Linked DNA regions of Homo sapiens: region 2 is linked to region 1. Evidence: chromatin contacts called from ENCODE Hi-C or POLR2A ChIA-PET data. All regions are on one chromosome and are shown on one strand. Each heading gives the region's core, a stretch centred on a gene start or an enhancer-like site at or near the end of the contact. The rest is flanking DNA. Distances are from core to core; before and after follow the strand shown. Region 1 overlaps WWP2 (WW domain containing E3 ubiquitin protein ligase 2). Region 2 overlaps WWP2 (WW domain containing E3 ubiquitin protein ligase 2).

Region 1 (2,995 bases), core at 157-2,656:
CACCTCAAATTCTGTTTCTATTGGACAGCACTGATCTAGCACCTGCCTCCTCCCTGCCGTTGGCCTCCTGTGTGACTTGACAGCAACCAGCTTGTTCCTGCCTCAAAGCTTCCCACATGCTGTTCCCTCCACCTAAAATGATTTTCTCTTGTTCCTCTAGACGATTCCTTTTTCTCTTTCTGGTGTCCAGGTGTCACTTCCTCCAGGAAGCCTTCCTTGATAAACACACATGCATGAACACACACACACAAACACACACACACACACACCCCACCCAGGCCAGGCAAAGTCTCCCATGATGCATTCCCAGATCATCCTGTACTTTGCTCCATCGCATCTGTCACAACTGGAATAGTTTGCACCATTTGTTCGACTTTCTGTTTTCCTCTCTAGAGTCTAAATTCCAGGAGGACAGGGATGCTGTCTGCTGTTCACCACTTCAGCGCCAGCCTCTAGCTCGGAATTCAAAGGTGCTTACTGCACGAAAGCTGATAAATCAGCGTCAGGCCCTGCCCCTGCTACAAGCAAGGCTCATGATCCTAAGAAAATGCCCTACAGAGAAGAAAGAAACTCTCACACAAAACCCTGACCCAACACGAAGAAACTCTTAAGTCTAAGAAGGAAAGAAAAGCAGGGGTCAGGCATGATGGCTCATACCTGTAACTCCAGCATTATGGGAGGCTGAGGTGGAAGGATCGCTTGAGCCCACGAGTTTGAGACCAGCTCAGGCAACAAAGGGAGACCCTGTCTCTACAAAAAATACAAAAAAGCTGGGCATAGTGGTGTGCATTTCTGGTCTTAGCTACTCGGGAGGCTGGGGTGGGAGGATCGTTTAAAGCCAGAAGTTTGAGGCTACACTGAGCTATGATGGCACTGCACGCTAGCCAGGGTGACAGAGTAAGACCCTGTTTCTTATTTAAAAAAAAAACAAAACAAAGAAAAATAGCCGGGCATGGTGGCTCACGCCTATAATCCCAGCTCTTTGGGAGGCCGAGATGGGAGGATTGCTTGAGGCCAGGAGTTTGAGACCAGCCTGACACAGTGAGACTACATCTCTACAAAAAAAAAAAAAAAAAAGTAAGAAAGAAAAGAAAGGGGAGAAAAAATGTCTTGGCCACCTACTGCAGACTAAAATGCAAACAGTCACAATATACCTGTAGAAAAGGAGTAAGAGGAAAGGCCTTGGCCAGCATTCAGCATTTGGAGCAGAATCACCCTTTGCTCAAATATGTGTTCCCACGAGGCTGACCGACTTCCAAAGCCGACACCTCACAGAACACTCTGGAGGCAGCAGCCTGGACCAGGGGAAGGGAATCCTGACAGAGAGCTTTTCTTCTCTCTTCAGGTGAGGCTCCACAAGGCAGCCTCTCAGCCAGCACTCAGTGACACAGGGTGCAGGATTGTTGGAACATTCGTTGCAGGGCCTCCGTGTTTACTTTTTGAAACTTGTGGCTAAAAGGACCTTTTCTTTCCAACAGCTCTCAGCTGATACCAAAGCCAGGAAAAGGGCCCCGGCTGCAACTTTGAGAAGTTGAGGGTGTGGGGCTGAGGGAGGGGGTTGCTTTTGGCATCTTTGGGAATTCCTTGAGGTTCTGGCCTGGGCATATCTGCCTGAGGTGCAGGATGATAGAAAGCGACACACAGAGGGCTTTTCAGAGACCGCTAAAGACAGCCTGAAATCCCAAAGCCTGGCATCTGGTGCCAATCAAAAAAACAGTAGTCGCTGATGTAACTGCAACTCGATCAGGGCAAAATGAAACAACGGCTTGCATTTGGCGGCTGGAACTGGGCTCAGCCCATAGCCTCGCCGGAGTGGGCAGCACGCACCACACTGGTCCTGCTGTCAGCCTCCGAGGTGAGCCGGACACTGGCTGCAAAGACCTAAGTCACAGGAAAAGACGTTCATCCTCAGTAATTAGAGGAGAAAGTCACTCTTTCAACGTCGTGTGTGTGTGTGTGTGTGTGTGTGTGTGTGTATATGCATGTATTCATGGTTTTGTGTTGTAGGTACACAAAAGTGAACAAAATTCACAAAACGCCTGCCCCCATAGACCTTACATTCTATTTGTGGAGGACAATGAATGAGAAAAATAAACAAAATAAACAGTAGTATATGGGGAGAACCGCTTACAAGAAAATAAAGCAGAGAAGAGAAACAGGGAATGCTGGGGAGGAGTAGTCACAATTAAGACAGTTTTTTCAAGGCCACAATATACAATACGTGTGGTCCTATTTTTTTTTTTTTTTAAGAGACAGGGGGCCAAGAGCGGTGGCTCACGCCTGTAATCCCAACACTTTGGGAGGCTGAGGTGGGTGGATCACTTAAGATCAGGATTTCAAGACCAGCCTGGCCAACATGGTGAAATCCCATCTCTACTAAAAATACAAAAAAATTAGCCAAGCACAGTGGCACATGCCTTTAATCCCAGCTACTCAGGAGGCGGAGGCAGGAGAATCACTTGAACCCAGGAGGCGGAGGTTGCAGTGAGCTGAGATGCACCACTGCACTCCAGCCTGGGCAACAGAGTGAGACTCCATCTCAAAAAAATAATAATAACAAAAAATAAAGAGACAGGGGTCCCACTCTGTCACCCAGGCTGGAGTACAGTGGCATGATCACAGTTCACTGCATCCTCGACCACCAAAGCTCAGGTAATCCTCCTGCCTCACCCTCCTGAGTAGCTGGGACTACAGGTGTGGACAACCACACCTGGCTAATTTTCCTATTTTTTGTAGAGGGTCTCACTATGTTGCCCAGGCTAGTCTCGAACCCCATCCATCCCCTGCCCCCGCCTCAGCCTCTTAATGCACTGAGATCACAGGCATGAGCCACTGTGCCCAGCTGTATGATTCCATTTCTATAAAATGTCCAGGAAAGGTAAATCTACAGAGACACAAAGTAGATTCGTGGTTGCCAGGGGCTGGAGGTGGAAAGGGGAATTCACTATAAATGGGCACAAAGGATCTCACTGGGGCGATTGAAAAATTCATGGCA
Region 2 (2,995 bases), core at 346-2,845, 69 kb before region 1:
ATATATACCCCAGAACTTAAAGTATAATTAAAAGAAAAATCATAAAATAAAATTTTAAATTAAAAAAAAGAGAGAATCATTGTTTCATTTAACTATTTCCTGGAGTCCCACTATGTGCCAGGCTAGGTGCATATGTGCTAGGTGCTGGGCATTCAGAGGCAAATAAGAAAGACACAATCCCTGCCCGTATGGCACCTAGAGTATGGTGGAGGAGATGGTCACTTAATAAATCGTATGCAAATTACACCTGTGATAAATGCAAAGCAGGATCAGTATGGGAAGCTGAGACAGCACAGTCTGGAGGCCCAGAGGCAGGGCTTGATGACTGAACGGATGTCAGGGTCAGGGGAAAGATGTATGACTTGAAGGTCACCTGGGCAAATGGTGGCACCATTCCCAGGAGGGGGACCAGGTTCTAGCCCGGATGGGATGGGTAAGATGATAAGTTCTGTTGGGTTGAGATAGCTACATGGAACTGTCCAGGTAGTGAGTCAGGAGAGAACTGGGCTCAAGAGGCAGATATGGACTTAGCATCAGATCCCAGAGGCAGCCAAGGGAATGGCTGAGTCGAGCCAGGGGGAGAACTGAGTGACCAGGGCACGCATCATGAAACAGTCTGGTAGCAAGAACCATTTCTTGTTTAGCACTGCATCTGCCATACCCAGTACCTGACCTGCTGTCTCTTAAATAGTAACAGATATTCTGTCTAATGAAAGAATCAACAGTGTAAAACCTCGAATATAGAACTTGGGCACTAGTAGATACTCAATTCAGCTGCTGCATTTATATATCCTCATAAAAGATAAAGGCATTCTGCAAACTCAAGAAGATGCAGTTCCTAAGAGATAGCACTCCAATCCCTTTGCCACAACACACCCTTTGTTGGTATTGGAATTAGAAATGACAGATTTCCTTCTCTCATTGGTCCCCTGACTCTGGAACACCAGGGGTAAATTAATAACCCGCCTTGCCTGGATCTCCTAAACTTTTAAGTAAACTGGGGTGGGGCTGGCAGGCCTATGAACTGGAAGGATCGCTGGCAGAAATAGTACTCTCTCTGGCTTCCATCAGCCAACCAAAAGCCTGCCATGCTCCCTCTTAGACACTCAGCAGTGCTAGTCAGTCTCCAGGTAGGTGGCTGACGATCTCCAGGCCCCGAGTCAGCCCACAGAGCCCTCCTAGCCATCTTAGAGAAGAGCACGTGGAAGCCATCTGGGTTGGAAAATTGGGTCTCCGACACCCTTCTCTGGACCATCGTACATGTTCAAGTGGGGAGCAGCCTCCCCAGGCCCACATGTGGCCCTCATCACGTTCTAAATGCCCCAAGGAAAAGATGCTGTTTAGGCTCTACCTCAGAAACGTGTTTCAGCCTCTGGCAGGATGAGGGAGGGGAATCGGCTTCCCTGGGCTGCTCGATCTGCCAGACTTAGAATAAAGAGCGTTTTCAGAGCCTGGAGTTTTCCAGCTGCCTGGAAACAGGAAGTGCCCAATCCCCGAGAACAGTAACCCTCACACACGCCCTACATAAAGACATGTTGAGCCATTAGCCCTAATTGCCTGTGACTGACACAGGAGTGAGGCCGGCCTTCCAGGCATTCGCTCAGCGGAAAGAAAACAAACAGCTCACTGGGGACACAGGCGGCCATTTTCTCTCCTTTCTGCCAACATGATTCTGCATTGTTCCCCCCAAATTATAACATACAGGCTTGAAATTACAAACCAAACAAAGGTCTTTCGAGTATTCCTTACCACATACAAAAGAGAAATATCTCTATAGGGAGTAGCTGGACACAAAGCAATTGATTAGTGAGCTTTTCACTTTAACCTTCACTAAAATCAAAAACCTCACAAAAAAACATCCCAGAGCTGCCTCTCAATCCTGCCAATTCTCTCCAGGTTTGAGGTACAAAGGTATGTGGAACAGGACTTTCTGAACAGACGGGAGTTAGGTAGCGTGGCGCATGCTAGGAAAACAATACGTACGTAGTAAAGGTCACATGTGCCTTCCGATAAAAGATTTTTGTTTTGACAACTGGGTTTTTGAAAGTGGCTTAAGCCAGCCTGGGCAACATGGCAAAACCCTGTCTCTACAAAAAAAAAAAAAAAAAATTATCCAGGCATGGTGGTGCACGCCTGTAGTCCCAGCTACTTGGGAAGCTGAGGTGGAAGAATCGCTTGAGCCCAGGAAGTCAAGGCTGCAGTGAGCCAAGACTGTACTACTGCACTCCAGCCTGGGCAACAGAGTGAGACCCTGTCTCAAACAACAACAACAACAATGAAAGTGGCTTAATAATAGAATAAAGAGATGGGATAAGGGAGTGAAAAAAAGAATAATACAGCACCTTGTAGTCAAGTAAGAGGCCTTACACCCTTCTTTTTTCCTTTATGAATCACAACGGTTCACAGGATACACACCACCAAGTCATCGTCAACCAGATCACCAGCAACTAGAGTGACACAGATGTGGGTTTCCTCCACACCAAACTGATAACCAGGAGAGGCAGTGAAAACTGGCCCCAACCATGATCAGAGCTGCGAAGAAGGGACTTCACCTCCCGGTTCAGAAGCATGCCCTTCCTTTAGGGCCCCTTCACAACCACTCGGAAAATATCACTTACCAGGTGTAACACCCACCAATCAGTGAGGGCTTCATGTTCACCATCTTATTTGAGTCCCTTAACTTCCTGGGGAGATATGTATGATGATTATCTCCACCTTATCAAGAGGCTAAGTCATTCGGCCAAGGTCACATGGTGGGGGGATTCAAACCCAGAGCTGTCTGATTCACAGGTCCATGCTTATAATCTCCACTCACCATATAACCAAACTTGAACTTCCCTTTGGCTTACAGGGGCTGTCTTCTTATCATCCAAGGTCTTTGCTGTCAGATTTAATTTTTATTTTTGAGACAGGGGTCTCGCTTCATAGTCCAGGCTGGGGTACAGTGGTGTGATCATAGCTCACTGCTGCCTCTAACTCCTGGCTCAAGCAATCC

Evidence for each region. Hi-C counts contacts between places; a loop is a spot of excess contacts on that map. ChIA-PET counts read pairs that join two places held with the same protein, here RNA polymerase II (POLR2A). Pooled maps may share reads with other maps.
Region 2: a map of IMR-90 shows a loop between it and region 1 (2.3-fold over the local background). The contact joins two enhancer-like sites. A Hi-C loop is called at or near these places in 3 of 168 maps with a recorded cell type or tissue (IMR-90 and endothelial cell of hepatic sinusoid) and 4 of 50 pooled maps. POLR2A ChIA-PET finds 5 or more read pairs at or near these places in 3 of 52 experiments (A549, H1 and WTC11).

What each region holds. Positions count from the first base shown.
Region 1 is chr16:69,819,807-69,822,801 of GRCh38, reverse strand. All of the region lies in intron 4 of WWP2 (WW domain containing E3 ubiquitin protein ligase 2), which reads right to left. Among named protein-coding and RNA genes, the nearest start is that of WWP2, 59 kb to the right of the region's middle. Within about 2 kb of position 1,406, at least 10 of the 41 ENCODE cell types and tissues checked have a DNase peak (open chromatin) inside an H3K27ac peak, as active enhancers do.
Region 2 is chr16:69,889,236-69,892,230 of GRCh38, reverse strand. The region is part of intron 8 of WWP2 (WW domain containing E3 ubiquitin protein ligase 2); the gene reads right to left. Among named protein-coding and RNA genes, the nearest start is that of MIR140, 42 kb to the left of the region's middle. RefSeq lists an enhancer at 1,060-1,583. Within about 2 kb of position 1,595, at least 22 of the 41 ENCODE cell types and tissues checked have a DNase peak (open chromatin) inside an H3K27ac peak, as active enhancers do.